Linked DNA regions of Homo sapiens: region 2 is linked to region 1. The links are chromatin loops, found by intact Hi-C in ENCODE. Cell type or tissue: HCT116. All regions are shown on one strand. Links, peaks and the distances in the headings refer to the core of each region. The heading gives the core; the rest is flanking DNA. Region 1 has its middle 120 kb from the start of XACT. Region 2 overlaps LOC101928437 (a long non-coding RNA gene).

Region 1 (9,963 bases), core at 1,303-9,302:
CTCCAATCTTCAGTTTCTTTAGCTGTTAAATGGGACAATATTACCTATTTCTCAGGCACTACATGAAATTATGCACTTAAAGTATAGTTCAGTGAATGGTATAAAGCACTTAAGGAATAGTTGTTATTTTTATTGTTGGAAAATGGATTTATCTGACATGTTCACATTAGATATATTTTGAACAGCCCCAGGCACATATTTACAATTAAATTAGACACTACAACTCTGCAGAGATTAAAAACTAGAGTTAACGTTAGTCAGATTTTCTTAGAGCACAGATATACAAATAACAAGGTAGAAAGAATGCTGGATTATATTTTGGTTCTGGTTGTGTCAATAGTCATTCATTTTTGTATTAATAGTCATTGAGAACTTATTAGGTTATAAATATATATTGGGGAATAAAACAAATACCATGCCTAAATTTATGGAGTTCACATTCTGGTAGGAATGACAGAAAAGAAATAATTAAAGAATCAAGTAATGATATAAATAAAATTATTATGTTTGGTGAAGAAGATGAATACATAACAGATGGTGAAGTATAATGAGGGCCCCATGGTGGGTACGATATTAGGGATGGTGTCTCTGAAGAGCTAACACTTAAGGTAGTCCTGAAGAATGATAATGAGCCACTCGTGCAGGCAAGAGAAGGAAATCTATTCTAGATGGAAGAACAAGCACGTATGAAAGCCCTGGAGTGGGGAGGGGCCTGTCATGTGCCATGAACCGAAAGGAAGCCTGTGTGACTGTAGAGTGGTGAGCAAGGGCAGAATGGCCCACACTGAGTTGAAGTAGCAGTTAGGCGATGAACCACTCAAGGCCTTGTAGGCCATGGGAATTAATTTGGATTTTATCCTAAGAGTGAAGAAAAGTCATGAGTGTTTTAATCAATAGAGAAACATGATACAATTTTATATTTTTAAAAGACCTCTTTGACTTCTACATGTGGCAATGATGTGGAGGAGGCAACAGAAGTACAAAGACCATTTAAAAGACCCTAGAAATGGCCTCTGAGAGACATGCTGGTAGCCAAAACTATGTTGATGATAGTAGAGATGAAGAGAAATAGATGTGTTTGATATTTATATTTAGAAATTATAAACAGCAGTACTCACTGAATGATTGTCCACATAGAGTAACGAAAGAAAAATATTAAGGATGACTCCAAGCGTTCTGGTTTGTAAATCTAGGTTGCTTGTACTGCCATTTACGGAGATATGAAAGACTGAAACAGAAAAAGTGAATAGAGGTATGAGGTAAAGTTACATTTCAGATGCCCATGAGGCATCCAAGCATAGATGTCAAGTATGCAGAAGGAATATCAATCAAGAAATTTCAGGGATACATTAGGTATATATAGAGAGAGATTTCAGAAATTTAGGGTATAGATAACATTTGTGGTTATAAGACTGACTCAGAGCACTTAGAGAAAGAGTACAGGTAGAGAAGAGATGCAAGAACTAAGAACTGTGACACCCAACATTCACAGGTAAAGAAGAGGGGAGGGACAAGCAAAGAGAACTAAATGCAGTCCATCTCCAAAGGCTCCCTAATCTGCCTTTGTTTCTCCTTCCCATTGCCATTACTTCAGTTCTGGCCACCACTAGAGTTCTACTGAATCAAAAAGGTGTGATTTTTCAAGGTGTGAGAAGTATCTTGGAGCTTCATTTTCTCACTTCTTCCTATTTATGTAGTTTACACAGCCTGTGAAACAATCTGAGATAGGAACTAAAAAACAGATTCCAATGTTTTGCATCAGCACAACCACTCTCTAGATTATGCACTTCTGTTACTATGTGAGTTTATTTACAAAGGTCTTGATGACTTTTTTGAAGGAATGATATCTGTTTGGTGAGTCTTTACTCAAGGTATAGCTCCACATGCAGAATAAAAGATTTAACAAACACATTAAGTGTATATGCTCCTTTTGCTGATGACATCTGTGAGGTTTTGACAGATTACAGAGCATTCCCCATTTGGACACATTTGCCAACCTGAGAAAATTACAAATTGCAGCTGACTTTCAAAATAAGTGACAAGGAAAAACTGTGGTAAACTCTTCCATCATTCTTGTTTTATGGCCTCTGCCATTTCTCTAGAAGTTAAAAAAAGAATTATAAGGGTAGGACTGAGTGGTTTTTGTTATTCTTGAGTTTAGGTTTCTCAGGAATTGGAATAGATCAGAGTGACAGGAGATTAACGTGCCAATCCAACCACCAGTGTCTGGATTTCCATTCACTCAAATACCTAAGGATATTAACACATATTTGTTTTACAGGTTGGGAATTATCTCCAGAATTATCCCATCATTTGAGATGTGCCATTAAAAATGAGCCTTTTTTCCTTTTCTTTCAGAGAAAGCAAGAAATATTTTATTCAAGGGGAATTACAACAGTGGGGTTTTGTAGTAGAGGGAAGAGATTGGATTCACATCCCTAGTCTCTTTTCTTAACATTGGGATTTAAAAGTAGGTCTGAAAAAGATGGTCTTTTAACTTCTGCCATACTATTAATTTATGTTGAAAAAATATCTTTTCCATAATACTTTCTTCATGAGGTAAATACATTGCAAAGAATTTTACTGATTTCCAAGATAAATAATTGTTGCTAGCCAAGCCAGTAATGGGATAAATTCCCCCCAATACACACAAACTCAGTTACCTGCCTTTGATTTTGCTCATTACCAGTAAACAAGGTAGGAGGATATATAAACTTGAAAAACTGAGACCCAGTTTCACCATTTGTGAATCTTTAACCAAAATTCACTAAATCTTCTCTGATAGTGTCTATTAATGTTTGAGACAGAATTTTCTAAGCACCTAAAAAATGTCTGGTTGCGGCCGGGCGCGGTGGCTCACGCCTGTAATCCCAGCACTTTGGGAGGCCGAGGCGGGTGGATCATGAGGTCAGGAGATCGAGACCATCCTGGCTAACAAGGTGAAACCCCGTCTCTACTAAAAATACAAAAAATTAGCCGGGCGCGGTGGCAGGCGCCTGTAGTCCCAGCTACTCGGGAGGCTGAGGCAGGAGAATGGCGTGAACCCGGGAAGCGGAGCTTGCAGTGAGCCGAGATTGCGCCACTGCAGTCCGCAGTCTGGCCTGGGCGACAGAGCGAGACTCCGTCTCAAAAAAAAAAAAAAAAAAAAAAAAAAAAAAGTCTGGTTGCAAAATTTTCCGAGTGTCTATCCCTTCTTAAAAACATAAATTAAAATAATTATTTTAAAAATGTGTACATGTTTGTTTATATCTTTTTATCTTAACTACAGATTAAACTTCAGGTAGTGGCCACAATAACAAGAGTCAATAATATTGAGATCTGGTTTTCTTTTTAGAGGAGGCAGAGAAAGAAAAAGAATTTGTATATTCCTGGTGCCTAGCATGGTACAGATGCATTGTCAGTGCTCAATACATGATTGTATAAGGAAATGATACTAGTTGCTTTATTTGGATCTTACTTTTGTTTCGTTTTGAGACAGAGTTTCACTCTTGTTGCCTAGGCTGGGGTGCAATGGCACAATCTTGGCTCACCACAACCTCCGCCTCCCCAGTTCAAGTGATTCTCCTGCCTCAGCCTCCCGAGTAGCTGGGATTACAGGCACGTGCCACTAAGCCTGGCTAATTTTGTATTTTTTTAGTAGAGACAGGGTTTCTCTATGTTGGTCAGGCTGGTCTTGAACTCCCGACCTCAGGTGATCCGCCCGCCTCGGCCTCCCAAAGTGCTGGGATTACAGGCGTGAGCGACCGCGCCCAGCCTTACTTTTGATTTTAACTATAAGCAAATGAAGGGACTTGCTGAGCAAATTATCCTACCTACCTGCACCTCCTCCAACATATCTGTTTTACACAGGTTGTTTTCACATTATGAAATGGATATTTTTAAAAGTATAAATTGATTTCCCAGGTCATATTCATTACTGAAAAAAAAAATTAGGGTTTGAATTATAGTAACAGATGTATTTGGTTCTTGATGCCACCTAATTTAAATTTTACTGAAATTCTGACCCCAAAAATGCTCTATCCCCTGTTCCTACTTTTTATCTCCCTCTGAAAAAAGGAATTGGTCAGAAAGGAAACAGTCCTCTGTTTTCCTATAGGTACTTCATGCTCAGAGCATGGCCACTTCTCTCTGCTGCTGCTGTAGCATTGGTTGTGTTATATAGCTGCTTCAGAGTCAACCACCAACCTCCAACTGCTTAAACAAGATTCACAGTGATTTCTGTGCTGGACAGAAAAGACCTTTCCAGTCAAGAGACAACCTGGCTTCTAAAAGCTCACAAATATTTGGTACCTCTTTCAGGTTTACAGCACCCTCTGTTGGGAAAAGTTTGCCAAATCCAGAAACTGTGCAATAGCCTTAACGTTGCTCAACCAGTCCTGAAATTGTGCCACATGGAAGTTCTACTGCTTTTTAATAGAAATGATTCTCAGACTTTCCAAGACCCATGCCCATAGAGCTCTGGCCTGAATCAAAGTTGACAGTTCGACATCTGCAGCTCCTAAAGAACAGGGCAATTTCCCAGTCCCTGAATGAGCCTGTATGAGAGGCTTTGGAGACACTTGGCCAAAATGGTGGGAAATGTGAGTTGTTGGACAAGTTATAATGACAAAGACAGATTGAATATTTAAATATTATATACATTCCTATTAAATATGAATGGCATATAGTATATCAGGGAAATATTCTCAAAGGTTCAATTTCGGTTTACCATCTTCAACATATGTAAGTTCTCTTAAAAGTGCTAAATCACTTTCTGCCACATTTTGAAGAGCACGTCCATGCCAAGAAAAGGCGTAACTCAGATTGCATTTTAGCCTAATTTCTGAGACACTGGGCTTTTAAAATAGAACCCAGTAGGTATTCATTAATGTGCTACGTCTGCCATCCTTTAAAATAGAAAATGTAGCTCATTTCTTTCACTGTTTACTTGCATCACATTGATGTTTTTGTTAGTTCCACGATACTTAACAGTTTTAGATTAAATCATCTTGATGCGTTCCCATCCTGTATGTGTCATACATGTCCTCTGTTCACAGAGTAAAATGTGTAGTTACTGTGAATTCCATGAAACACAAACTACTATGCAAAATGATTTTTTCCCTAAAACAAAATCTAATTTATATCTCGAGGCTCCATTTTCTGTTGTTGAACACTTCATCTTAGGTGATTCAAGCTTAACTCAATGAATATAAGCTTTTCTCAGTTAAGTTGTGTTTCTTCCTCATACCCTGCATTTTTCCCAGCATATGAAAGCTCCAAGGGTCTAATACCACGGCATTGTTGGGAAGGGGTGTCTATTTCTTCGTCCTTGGCCAATATTCCTGTTAGCATCTGCCGAAATCCATATAATATCCCGCCAAAGGTCCGTGTGAGACACACTGTATCCGCTTAATTCTGTTATCTTTTGGTCTGTCACTCTTTTCTTAGCTACCACGTTCTCCACTAATAACAGATAGAAAATATTTAGATACCCTCCCCTCCCTCTCTTGGGCCTCAGAAAACTACTGGAACTGTATCAGGCCCTCTATCATAGACCCACCACACCACCATTTCCATGGTACTGCTGCTGAACTATGGTGGCACCAGAGACCTTTCAAGGTCTATGACCACCGTGGACTTCACCTGAAGTATAAAGCATGGGTGCTTCTCTCTTTCAGATCCCCAAATCTATTTTCAGTTTCTATTTCCCCCACCCCAACTCAGGGACACAGCTTGTGAAGAGGAATTCTCAGAATCACTTCTGAGAAGTACTAACCAGAGCTTCCTCTCTTGCTTCTTAAATATTCTCTGTTTTCCTCCAGTTCAGAGGATCTCTTATTTCCTCTGGTGTGGGAAAATTTGCTTATACATCATTATGCATTCTTCCAAATCAATTTTTTATGACTTTGGGTTCTGACTCTCAATGCCTAGGCTTCTGAAAGTTTTCTCTCTAAATTGTTTCTTTACCACTAGTTCCAAAATAGACTTTAAATTGATTTTTTCTCTGCATTTCTTCCATAACCTTTATGTCCTGAGGCAGTGAATGTCAAGGTCTAGTTTGAAATGGAGAGAGCTTCGAGGTAAAAGGACATTCAAGAAAATTGGAAAACATATTGGTTAATACTTCTAAATGTTATATTGTAACAATAAAATTTCCAAATAACACTGTTATGAAAGTTTGGGGATATGCCCTGGGATTGCCAACTGGAGCATATAAGAATTAAAACATTTCTTTTCAGCATCAACAACTATTACAATTACACACATTTTCTTAAGCCATTTACCTGTCAACAACATTGTTCTTCTCTGTGCATTGAAAGTGGAAGAGACCCACTCCATAAAGAATGATGCCAAACGTTGTGAAAACCTGCCCTTCTCTACGAGTCAACAGGTTGCTTCTAGTTAATGAATGAGGAGAAAAATAGAACAAGTGTGCTCCACTCTAATCTTAGAAACTCAAACCCTTGAGCAGGGGAAGTCTTTTTCAAGCTGCTAATTTTCTGTTCTGGTTCCAATTTGTTGGTTGAGAGATAGAGGATATAGAAATCTCCTTCAGATATACAACATTTCTTTTAAAACTTAAGATTTACTGCCTTTTTTATTTCTCCTTTTCACCTGAAATCTTTTCTGTTATTTGATGTTGCCTCCACCTGCTATGTGTACTCACATAAACATGCCTTGTCAGGATAGTATACAAGGATGTCACCAGCACCAAAATGAATCTTTCTGGTAACAAGTATCACAACAACCCATCCCCCACTTAATTAAATGTTGCTCCTCTGATGGCCATGTTGTTTCATCATGGTGATGTATCAGCTCCCAAAAGCTTTACTACCTTATTCTGGGACTCTTTGACTAATATCACTGTTGCCCCTTATGCTCATACTAGGTTGGTGCAAAAGTCATTGTAGTTTTTGCCATTCCTTTCAATAGATAAAGAATAGAGACTTTCTAGTAGAAAAAGAAATTCTGTCATTACCTACATCTTAATAGGTACACTATATTGTCTAGTATTAACTCTGTGTCAACCACCCTCATAGTCTCCTATGCAATACAGTGAAGCAGCTGAGAACCACATTTCCCAGAGTATCCTTCCTCATGTTAAAATTTGCCAATGAAAGACATACAGAATATGGGAAACAGAAGAGAAGGAGGGGTCATTACTCTCTGGAAACAACTGCAGTCAGACAAGTGGGCAGACATGACGTTTGAAGGAACTTCTTAAGAATCACCGACATCCCTGTTTTGTATATCATACTTGTATAGTTATAGTTGGTTAGAGTCCTCCAAACATTTCTGGCATTCACAGCAGCTTCAAGGGACATTCTTGAGACCCGCTCACTTCACTGCTGCAGATTGAAATAGTTAGGGAATCTTCTAAATGTTCCTGGGATTTGCTGTGGCTTTGGGATGACCTTAGGAGAACCACCTGCTTCAATGCTGAAGGCTGAATTCACTGGCTGTGGCTTCCTTGACCTTTGCTCCGCCTGTTTTTTCCTTTCAAATGTTGAATAACTTTCAATTCCCCCAACTAAAACTTTCATACTTTCCATATATAGAGTGGCTCTGATTTCTTGATCTAGCCCTAATTAATACATTAAACTTTATCCCTCTCCACTTTGTGAATTTAGTGAAACCCTTAATAAGATTTCTAAATTCCAATCTCTCCCTATTTGGGACAAATAGAAGCATCCTCTAAAGTGTTCACACTGGTTTGAATTAGTCCAAGTAGAGGTTGTAAGTATCTTTCTTTTTCTGTAGTAACTTCATCATTTCACACGGTAAGATGAGATCAAGGTGTTAAAACATTTACATTGAGATGATTGTTGCATCCACAGAACCTCATACTTCCTAAATTTCTGGAACATGTAGCACTAAAGCTCCCATTGTCTTTTTTATGGGTAGATCCTCTTTGAGCCTTGAAGACTAGGTTCAATGGCCTATAAGTTATTCATTTGCTTCTTACTAGTTTTAGCATTTGTGATTGCAAAGAATAATTCATTAGTTGCATAATTACTACCAAAAATAAATTATTCAATATATATACCTAGAGAAATTTTCTTCATAAAAGGTTAATTCTGTGTATCTGTTAATTCATGCCCATCTCAGAAAGTATACTCTGTCTGTTTGAAAGGACCATTTTGAAGATTTAATGAATCTTAAAATCTTCTTAAGTTCCTGAATACATTATTGACCAATCAAAACTTTGCTGAAATGTCCACTTACCCTCTGATACACTTAGGTACTTATCATACTTCAACAGATCTGATTGATCAAGATTATAGCTGAGACTTGGCTAAAATATTGGCAGATGTTTCCTTATAAAAGTTCACTTCTGAAGACATTACAGTCTTAAAAAGCTGTCATTGATATTTGAAAGACTACCTTATATAAGTGATGTGCTATTCTGATTTAATTATGAAAGCAAATGGAAAGCTAAGGGGTTTATACTCTGGAATGTGAAATAATGGTGTTAAGCCATCATGTCTCAGTTTTTTGGATATAAAGGAGTAAAAGTTTGTCTTGTTAAGCATTAAATGAATGTCAAAAATATGGAAACAGAAATTGGAATTTGGGGTTTGTTTGCTGCACCAGGTGGACTCCAGCTATCAGAACCAATAAAACACCTGTTGAATCCTTTAGAATAGGCATGTTATACATTTGTTTTGACCATTGGGACATAAGAGGCAAATACGACAATCAGCAACTTCACTGAAGGCATCACCAAGTTACACACTCCTATGAATTCTTCATGTAAATCTAGAATAAAAATGAACAAATTCATAACTGTTCAAGGTATGCAGAATTTCCAGACTTCCACATTGTCTCTTATTTGGCCTATAATCATCTTAGAAATACTCATAAAGCTCTGAACAAGTACTACAGTATAAGCTTTGGGAAGAAAGTTGAAGGTTAAAGAGTGTGTGTCAAGCGAACGTGCAAAATAGGTATTGTACCATAGACACTCCTTTTCTCCTGCTAAAAACATCCTTTTTGTCTCTAGCCATTCAGTATCCTCATGTTCCCTCAGCTACATCTGTGATAATAAATAGTCTGATAAACTCATCCATTCCAAAAAATCACTGATGTGCTGTTCAAAGGAAATTTTTAGCTAAAGAGAATTACTGGACAAGTAATGATAAAACCTAATCATTGCTAATAAATATTATTGGAGCAACTAAAATGGTACAAAAAGACATTTGGAGTCAGGGACACATTCCTAGTATCCTTTAAATCACAGCATATTTTACTTCTATGTAACACTGAGCTTGTTTATTTTTCTATTTCTTTTTATTTATTAATGTCTATGTTCTATTTATCTGAACTCAGATTTGGTATCAGCAGCCGACCTAGGCTTTCCTTACCAAAATAAGTTAACACAGGTGAGTGTCCAGATACTCAAGATTTACATACCAGGTTCACACATTGCTAAATCTAAACTAATTTTCTTTTTATTCTATTTCAAACTCCACTACTGAGCCACCCAGTGAACTCCATGTTTCCATTACAAAGCCAGTACTAGTAGAAAAGCCGTGACCTGTAAGAAGAGCTCAAAATAATGGTGGAATAAAAGGGAAAAAATGTCAAAAGAATTCATTAGGTTATAATAAAGTTGTGTAATAAGGACATCACTAAAATTCCACAAGAAATTCTTACATAAGAACATTCAAGGAAACACCTGTACACTACCTTCCTATACTTGTTCTTATGAGAGAAATAGTGATCCATGATTTATAAATCCAATAGTACTTAATACAGTCAGAAAGTTGTATTTATCCCATTATTCCCTTTGTAACTTTTTAATTCTCTCACTGCCTCTATCAGCCCTCAGGGGATACCAGCTGTGTTTCAGGACCCATAAAGAACCTGATTAGAGAAACAGGATATGAGAAAGCTAATTATAGATGAAGGCAATTCAAACTACAAAATAGCTACAGGAAAGAAAACATTTGGCCAAGATGAATTTGGCAAAATGAAAAAGTG
Region 2 (9,963 bases), core at 677-8,676, 340 kb before region 1:
CTCCTGTCTCCTGATCCTTGTTTTTCTCCAAAGCTAGTCATAGTTATCAAAATTCCTCATCCCATGGCAGGTCATAGAAACTAGACCTCCTCTTCGCTAAAGCAAGCCCTAAAACCTAGAAGGTTACTCTCTTCCTTCTCCCTTAAAGACTCTAGTTCCAGAGACAGGGTTCTTGCCCCATACCTAGGAGGAACAAATTGTACACAGAGAGGCCAAGAAGAATCTCAACAGAGAAGCCTTGCTGGATCCGTTGCTCCTCTGTCTGTTACCATTAGATCATACCCTTTGTCCAATCACATTTCTGCATGGCTGTCTATTATTCATTGAACCTAAGTATAAAAATAGACAGTATTCCCTGGGTTTTGGGGTCTTCAATTCTGAAGGCTCCTGCATCACATAAAACTTTGTTAAATAAATTTGTTATGCTTTTCTCTTATTATCCTGTCTTTTGTTACAGGAAGGTTGTCAGTGACCCTCGTGATGGGTAATAGAAAAGGCATTATACCTTTTTCACCCCTAAAATTGTTTCTTAATGTTATTTAGGAATTCACTGATTTTTATTTTTAACTAAACTTTATACTTTGAGAAGTTTTAGTTTTATAGAAAAGTTGTGACTATAATATGGAGTTCCCATATATCCCACACAGTTTTCCCAATGTTGACATCTTACATTAGAATGGTACATTTGTTATAACTTGTGAAACTACATTGATATATTATTATTCACTAAAGTTCATACTTTATTCAAATCTCATTTACCTAATACCATTTTTTTCCATTTGAGGATCCAATTCAAGATACCACATTATATTTAGTCATCATGTCTCCTTGGCCTCCACTTAGCTATGACAGCTTCTTATACTTTCCTTGTTTTTGGTGGCCTTGGTAGCTTTGAGAATTACTGGTCAGGTATTTTGTAGAATGTCTCTGAATTAGGAGACATTATGTGAAGTTTTTCTCATGATTAGAATAGTGTTATGGGTTCTAGAAAGGAAGATCATAAAGGTAAAATGCCATTTACATTAAATAATATCAAGGGTATATACTATCAACCTCACTTATCACTGATGATGATGATGATATTGAACACCTGGCCAAGGCAGTGTTAGGTTTCTGTACTCTAATATTACATCACCCCCTCCCCGTACTTTCCATATTCTATTCTTTGAAAGGACGTTTCTATATGCAGATCTTCACTTAAGAAAAGTTATATTCTACTTCCTTAAAGGTGGAGTAGAACATAAATTATTTGGAATTCTACATATTGTCTCCTCTCATTTATTTATCTAATTATTTACTTATATCAGTATGAACTCATAGACATTGATTTTATTATTCAGTATATAATGAACACCACTGTATTTTACTGTTCAAATTTTTCCAGTTTTAACCATTGGAAGCTTTCTCAGCTGGTTCTTGTGTTCATGGGATGTACCCCCAACATTTTGGAATTTTTTTTATCACTTCCTTACTTTCTGATACTACAAGGTGCTCTAAGCTCATATATTTCTTGAACCAGCACTTCCATGGAAAACAACTTCCACTCATTTTCAAAGTTACATAAGTCAATAGTTGTTGTGAGGTTGTTTAATACATTTGGAATACAATAAGATTGTTTTGTCACATTCTGCATTCTATCCTGGTATCTCCTAGACCTCATACATAATTTTCAACATTTGTATACATTGAGGTTGACTCTGTTCTATAAAGCTTAATAAGTTTTGATAAATGCATATTGTCATGTGTTGACCATAACAGTATCATGCAGAATAATTTTACTACCTTGAAAAATTCCCCATGCTCCTACTATACAACACCTTTCCACACCTTCCCTGAGCTGGCAACCACTGTTGTTTTTACTGTCTCTATAATTTTGCGTTTCCCAGTATGTCATATAATTGGAATCATCCAGTTAATATCTTTTTCAGCTGGTTTCTTTCATGTAGCAATATTCATTTAAGATTCATGTATGTCTTTTTATGGCTTGATGGCTCATCTCTTTTTATTAGTATGTAACATTTCGTTGTATAAATGTAAAACAGTATGTTTATCCATTCATCTACTGAAGGACAACTTGCTTGCTTCTAGTTTTGGCGATTATGGATAAATCTGCTATAAACACTGACATTTTTGTGTGGACATGTTTTCAACTCATGATCATATGGCAAGGGTATGTTTAATTTTATAAGAAAGTGATAAACGGTTTTCTAAAGTGACTGTACCAATTTGGATTCCCATCAGCAATGAATGAGAGTTGTTGCTTCATATCTTTGTCAGCATTTGGTGTTATCGATGTGTTGGATTGTAACCGTTCTTTCTTTTTAAATTGATTTTGTGCACAGGAATTCTGTTTAACTCTTTTAATATTTGTGATAGTTTGCATTCCAATTTTTCTTTATTTCCTATATAAATAATTATATAACTGTATATAGACTGACAGTGGATGATGTTAGTTTTCTTTTTCCTTTTGGTCCTTATAAGTTTAATTTTTCTTTTATTATTGAACTTTCTAGTACTTCCATTTCAGTGGTAAATAGAAGTAGTGATAGTAAACATATTTTAAACTAAGGGTGTTTTTTAATGTTTAACAATTAGATATCATGTTTGTTGTGAGATCCTTATTGATACACTTTATTGGGTTAAAAAGTTTCCTTAATCTGTGGTTTGGTGAGTTATTTTAATCATGAAAAGATGTTTAATTTAATCAATTATTTGAATCTATTGGAACTGTAATATAATATTCTCCTTTAATCTGTTGATGTAGTAATTACAGGTAGTTTATTTTCTAATGGTAAACTATTCTTGAATGTCCAGTAGAAATTCAGTTTAACCATAAACCACTTTTTAAATACACTGCTGATCAGCTAATATCTTATTTAGAACTATTATTGCATCTATGTTTATAAAAGTGCTTGGCCTTAAATGTGCTTTTCTCTTACTACCCTTGTTAGATTTTGATGTAAACGATATATTGTCCTTACAAAAGTTTATTTGATGCTTTGCTATTTTGTCTATACTTCAAACTTTTGTAGAAGATTGATACTTTCTCTTATTTAAATATATAACACACCTATTAATATGTCTGGTAATAGTGGAGAAATATTTCTGGGCAGATTTTTAATTTATTGATTCAGTTTCTCTAATGCTTACTTGAATAGTTGGAATTTGAAAAAAATTAAAACTATTTTTGAAATTTATATTTTCTAGGAAATGTCCATTCAATCTAAATTTTCAAATTTAGTAACATAAAGGTTTTCATAATTCTCTATTATATGTAATCTGAAATCTATATATGCCTGTTCTTTTTATGTCTAGTATTTGTACACTAAATTTTGACAACACTTTGTCTATTTTATTATCTTTTCAAAGGATTAGCTTTTAGTTTTGTTAATTCTGTCGTCTCTTTTGTTTAATATTTTAAAAGTACCTGCAATATTTATCTTTATCTTTACTTTTACCAACTTTAGTTTCACTCTGTTGTTCTTTCTCTAACTTCTTGAGTTAGACACTGTAACAGAGAAAGCTAACTTTCCACCAAATATTTGAACTCTCATAGTGTGGACTTGCTGACATGTCCAACTAAGGACAACATTAACCTGTGACTCATATGCATAGTTTCCTCCAGTGGAATGTCAGAAGAATCGATGAGTTTAACTTTTGGTCCAAGTAGGTTAATTATCAGATACAGGGTCCACTATACACTTTCCTTTTGTGTGCTTTCCAATAGCAATTTTCTGACACCAACTGGCTGTTCTACAATTCAATTTAATTTTGACACTCAATAACCAGAGTTAGTGCAGATCACCCATGTTAAGGGGAAAGTCTTTCAACTCTGACACTAGCTACCCAGAGTTAGTGTAGATCCCACACGTTAAGGGGTCCCACAAGACTGTTTCCACTTCAGACTCCAGGTGCACGTTCCAGGTTCCCAGGTTACCTGCACTTCTGTCTGACTTGGCTAAAAATTCATTAGGTCCTACAACTCCCTTTCATGTTGTTTGATAATTTGCTAGAATGACTCACAGAACTCAGGAAAGTGCTACGTTTACAATTACTGGCTTATTATAAAGAATACAAACAAATGACTCAGTGAAGAGATCATAGGATGAGATACAGAAGAGTCCAGAACATAGGAGCTTCTGTTTCTGTGGAGTCTAGGTGTGTGCCCTCCCATTACATTGATATGTTCGCCAACGAGAAAACTCTTTGTGCCTCATTATTCAGAGTTTTCCTAGTCCCTCTCCCATACTCAAAGGTTGAGGGTGGAGCTGAAAGTTTCAGCCTTTTAATATCACATGGTTTTTTTTCCTCTGGCAGTCAGCTGCCATCCTGATGCCATCTAGTGCTCCCCAGCATGAGTCAGCTCATTAGCATTAACTTAGGTATAATCAAAAGGAACTTCTATGAATAACAATAGACCCTCTTATCCTTCAGGAAATTCCAAGGATTTTAGGAGTTCTATGTGAGGGACCTAGGACAAAAATCAAATACATTTTTGGAATACCTTACTTTGTCTACAGGCTGAATGAACATTGAAATTACTATGTTAACATTTCAAGGTGATGAAACCACAGGGTGGAATTAGCTGAGATCCAGAGTCATCTCCTTGAGGACAACTGTCTAAATTGATTATATGGTCATGTGAGTGAGAAATAAAAACTTAATTTTGTCAAGGAATTTTGATGTGAGCACTGTGACAGCACATTATTTTTTCTGCCTTTTTTGTCTGTCTAAAAGGAAAAATTTTGACTAAATTGAAGAATCTAAAGACAGAATTTGGGGTAAACATGTAACCATAATAGGTTCATTGACTGATGCATGTGGCAAGTCAATACGCTGAGACACTGGGTTATAGCATAGAAAAAGATTTAACCATAGGGTCACAGAACAAGGAGATGGGAGGGAACCTCAAATCAATCTCCCCAAGGAGTTTGGGGCTAGGGCTCTTAAAGGTTTTGAAATGGGTGCAAATGTGGATATCGTTGATTGGTCAAGAGTGCAGGTGAAGTCACGGGACAGGGAGATGAAGAAACTATATTAATTATTCCAATTCTGTTCCTTTGTAAGAGTCTTCTAGCTGGTTGGCATCAGCTGTTTCACTGATATTTGGAATCTGAAAAATAATTTAAATTCTTAAACAAAAGTATTGTGATTCTAATGTCAGAAATCCTGTCTATAGGAACAATGTAGGTGCAAATATTCAGTATCTATCTAGTGACTTTTGGTTATAAGGAAGTAGATTAAAGTGCAGCCTGATTAATGCTTAATTGTAACTATACTTCTGTCCAGAATTATTGTTTACCCTGTGAGGATGGCTTCAAATGCAGCAAAAAGAAAGCAAGGAGGGAAACCCAAGAAAATGGAGAGCCACAGAGGAAAAGGCCTACAGTTTGCATAAAATAAGCATTATAAATGTGTATGTTTCTAAAAACAGCCTCCAAATATACAAGGCACAATTGACAAAATTATTAGTTGGTGTGTGGTGGCATGCACCTGTAGTCCCAGCTACTCAGGAGGCTGAGGCAGGAGGATCTCTTGAATCCAGGAATTTGAGGCTGTGGTGAGTCGATTGTGCCAGTGCACTGTGGCCCAGGCAACAGAGCAAGACCCTATCCCCAGAGAAAAAAAAAAAATGACAAAATTAAAGGAGACATAGACAAATCTTCAAACTTTGTTGGATATTTAAAAACCTCTCTTTAGTTGACATGAGTAGTCCAAAGGTGAATAAAGTCATGGAAGAACTAAAAACACTATAAACTATCTTGACCTAATTAATATTTATACATTACACTCTAAAACTGAAAGACACATTCTTTACAAGTATGTATGGCATGTTCCCCAATATAGACAATATGACTGGTGTCAGGCCTCCGAGCCCAAGCTAAGCCATCGCATCCCCGGTGACTTGCACGTATATGCCCAGATGGCCTGAAGTAACTGAAGAATCACAAAAGAAGTGAAAATGCCCTGCTCTGCCTTAACTGATGACATTCCACCACAAAAGAAGTGAAAATGGCCGGTCCTTGCCTTAACTGATGACATTGTCTTGTGAAATTCCTTCTCCTGGCTCATCCTGGCTCAAAAGCTCTCCTACTGAGCACCTTGTGACCCACCACTCCTGCCTGCCAGAGAACAACCTCCCTTTGACTGTAATTTTCCTTTACCTACCCAAATCTTATAAAACAGCCCCACCCCTATCTCCCTTCACTGACTCTCTTTTCGGACTCAGCCCGCCTGCACCCAGGTGAAATAAACAGCCACGTTGCTCACACAAAGCCTGTTTGGTGGTCTTTTCACATGGACGCGAGTGAAAACTGGCTATTAAGCAAGTTGTAATACATTTTTAAGGTTTGACACCATACAGAATGTAATGTAGTTTAACATGATGGAATTACATTAGAAATTTATAACAATATGAAATCCAGAAAATCTCAAATGTTTGAAAATTAACTGATATACCTCTAAGCATTTCATGGGTCAAAGAATTGTTGTATATGTTCTTTCCATTTTAATTCAGTTATAAAGATTTCTAATATCTATTATCACATATTTTTGGGTCCTGGAGATGTTTAGAAGTAGTTTCTAAAACTTCCAAATAGGCAAGCTTAATTTTTTAGGTATCTTTTTGCCCTTGCGATATGGTTTGGCTGTGTGTCCCCACTCAAGTCTCATCTCAAATTGTAATCACCATAATCCCCATGTGTCGAGGGCGGGACCTGGTGGGAGGTGATTGCAGCATGTGGGCTGTTGCCCCCATGCTGTTCTTGTGATAGTGAGTGAGTTCTCACTATCTCATCTGACGGTTTTTTAAGCCTCTGGCATTTCCTCTGCTCACACGTCTCTCTCCTGCTGCCATGTGAATAAGGTTCTTGCTTCCACTTTGCCTTCTGCATGATTGTAAGTTTCCTGAGGCTTCCCCAGCCATGCAGAACTGTGAGTCAATTAAACCTCTTTTCTTTATAAATTACCCAGTTTCAGGCAGTTATTTATAGCAGTGTGAGAAAGGACTAATACAGTTAATTGGTACAGAGTTAGTGGGGCACTGCTATAAAGATACTTGAAAATGTGGAAGCAACTTTGGAACTGTGTAACAAACAGTCAGAGGTTGAAACAGTTTGGAGAGCTCAGAAGAAGAGAGGAAGATGTGGGAAAGTTTGGAACTTCCCAGAAAGTTGTTGAATAGTTTTGACCAAAATGCTGATAGTAATGTGGACAATGAAGTCCAGGCTGAGGTGGTCTCACATGAAGATGAGGAACTTATTGGTAACTGGAGCAAAGGTCACACTTGCTATGCTTTAGCAAAGAGACTGGTGGCATTTTGCTCCTGCCCTAGAGATCTGTGGAACTTTGAACTTGAGAGAGATGATTTAGGATATCCGGTGGAAGAAGTTTCTAAGAAACAAAGCATTCAAAACCTGACCTGGATTATTCTGAAAACATTCAGTTTTATGCATTCACAAAGAGATGGTTTGAAATTGGAACTTACATTTAAAAGGGAAGTAGTGCATAAAACTGGAAAATTTGCAGCCTGACAATGCAATAGATAAGAAAAACCTGTTTTCTGGGGAGAAATTTAAGCCAGCTGCAGAAATTTGCATAAGTAACAAGGAGCCAAATGTTAATGGGGAAAATGTCTCCAGGGCACATCAAAAATCTTGATGGCAGCCCCTCCCATCACAGGCCCAGAGGCTTAGGAGGAAAAATGTTTTCCTGGGCCAGGCCCAGGGACCCTGCTGTTCTGTGCAGCCTCAGGACATGGCACTTGCATCTCAGCCACTTCAACACCAGTGGTGGCTAAAAGGGGCCAAGGTACAGCTCAGGCCATTGCTTCAGAGGGTGCAAGCCCCTAGCCTTGGTGGCTTCCATGTGGTGTTCAGCCTGCGGGTGCACAGAAGTCAAGAATTGAGGTTTGGGAATGTCTGCCTAGATTTCAAAGGATGTATGGACATGCCTGTATGTCCAGGCAGAAATCTTCTACAGGGGCAGAGTCCTCATGGAGAATCTCTGCTAGTGCAGTGCAAAAGGGAAATATGAGGTTGGGGCCCCCACACAGAGTCCCTACTGGGGCACTGCCTAGTGGAGCTGTGAGAGGAAGGCCACCATTCTCCAGACCATAGAATGGTAGATCCACCGACAGCTTGCACCCTTGCCTGGGAAAGCTGCAGGCACTGCCAGCCCATGAAGGAGCTTCTTAAGGCCATGGGAGCCCACCCCTTGTGTCAGTGTTCCCTGAATGTGAAACATGGAGTCAAAGGGAATCATTTCGGAGCTTTAAGATTTAATGACTTCCTTGTTGGATTTTGGACTTGCATGGGGCCTATAGCCCCTTTGTTTTGACCAGTTTCTCCCATTTGGAATAGAATATTTATCCAATGCCTCTACCTCCATTGTATCTTGGATATAACTAAGTAGCTTTTGATCTTACAGGCTTCTAGGTGAAAGAGACTTGCCTTGTCTCAGATGAGACTTTGGACTTGGACTTTGGGTTAATGCTGAAATGAGTTAAGACATTGGGGGGCTGTTGGGAAAGCATTATTGGTTTTGAAATGTATAAAGGACATGACATTTGGGAGGGACTGGGGCAGAGTGATATGCTTTGGCTCTCTGTCTCCATCAAAATCTCATCTCAAATTGTAATCACCATAATCCCCAAGTAAGTGTCAAGGGTGGGATGATTATATCATGGGGAAGGTTTCCCCCAGGCTGCTCTCATGACAGTGAATGAGTTCTCACAAGATTTGATGGTTTCATAAGGGTCTGGCATTTCCCCTGCTTGTACTTCTCTCACCTGCTGCCATGCAAAGAACGTTCTTGCTTCCCCTTCACCTTCTGCCATGATTGTAAGTTTCCTGAGGCCTCCCCAGCCATGCAGCACTGTGTCAATTGAACCTCTTTTCTTTATAAATTACCCAGTCTCCGGCACTTCTTTATAGAAGTGTGAGAATGGACTAATATACCTTGGTTTATAATTATATTCTATGGGGCACAGAGAGTATGGTCTGTATCATATACTACTTTATACTATATGGGATATGCTTTATACTATATTAGGATATGCTTTTGCATCCCACACATGTTGAATTTTCACAAGTGTCCCCTATGTGCTTGAAAGAATGTGTCTTCATAAATTAAATTTGCCAAATTCTATGTACGGACAAGGAAATATTTTATGTATGTTTTTCTAATATTCTATATGCTTACTAAATGTGTGTTAATGTTAACTTTTCTTTCAATGTGGTACATATATAAATTTCTCCTATCTTGTTAACTTTTGCTTCATATTTTGGACTATACTATTGGATATGTATGAACTCAATGTTACTGTAGCTTCTAAAACTTTTATCTTTAATAATTCATAGTGTTCCAAGAATACAAACACATAAATTAGGGAAAGGACACCCTCTTCAATAAATGGTGCTGAGAAAACTGGCAAGCCGCATATAGAAGAATGAAACTGGATCCTCATCTCTCACCTTATGCAACAATCAACTCAAGATGGATAAAAGGCTTGAATATAAGACCCGAAACCATAAAAATTATAGAAGTTAACATCAGAAAAGCTCTTCTGGACACTGGGACACTGGCTTAGGCAAAGAATTCATGACTAAGACCCCAACAGCAAATGTAACAAAACAAAAATAAATAAATGGAACCTAATTAAACTATTATAAAAAGCTTCTGCACAGCAAAAGGAAGAATCAGCAGAGTAAACAGACAACCCACAGAGTGGAAGGAAGTATTCACAAACTATGCATCTAACAAAAGACTGGTATCCAGTATCTACAAGGAACTCAAATCAGCAAGAAAAAGAACAATCCCATCAAAAAGTGGGCAAAGGACATGAATAGACAATTCTCTAAAGAAGATATCGAAACAGCCAACAAATTTATGAAAAAATGCTCAATATCACTAATCATCAGGAAAATGCAAATTAAAATCACAATAAAATATCATCTTACTCCT

Evidence for each region. A loop is a pair of places that touch in the nucleus more often than their neighbours do. Peaks named below come from ENCODE experiments on the same cell type or tissue, not always from the same donor. Only the 100,000 strongest peaks of a DNase experiment are listed, where the experiment ranks them.
Region 2: a loop joins it to region 1, with 3 times the contacts of the local background. A loop is called at or near these places in 2 of 110 quality-filtered maps.

The regions. Positions count from the first base shown.
Region 1 is chrX:113,737,627-113,747,589 of GRCh38, forward strand. No RefSeq gene overlaps it. Among named protein-coding and RNA genes, the nearest start is that of XACT, 120 kb to the left of the region's middle. In HCT116, for the core only: a CTCF peak has its summit at 4,345 (motif pointing left); a DNase peak (open chromatin) is centred at 4,325.
Region 2 is chrX:113,396,121-113,406,083 of GRCh38, forward strand. All of the region lies in intron 3 of LOC101928437 (a long non-coding RNA gene), which reads left to right. Among named protein-coding and RNA genes, the nearest start is that of XACT, 220 kb to the right of the region's middle. RefSeq lists enhancers at 5,006-5,807, 7,502-8,003. In HCT116, for the core only: no CTCF peak of the experiment used is centred there; DNase peaks (open chromatin) are centred at 3,641 and 4,241; H3K4me3 peaks cover 1,157 bases; H3K27ac peaks cover 1,233 bases.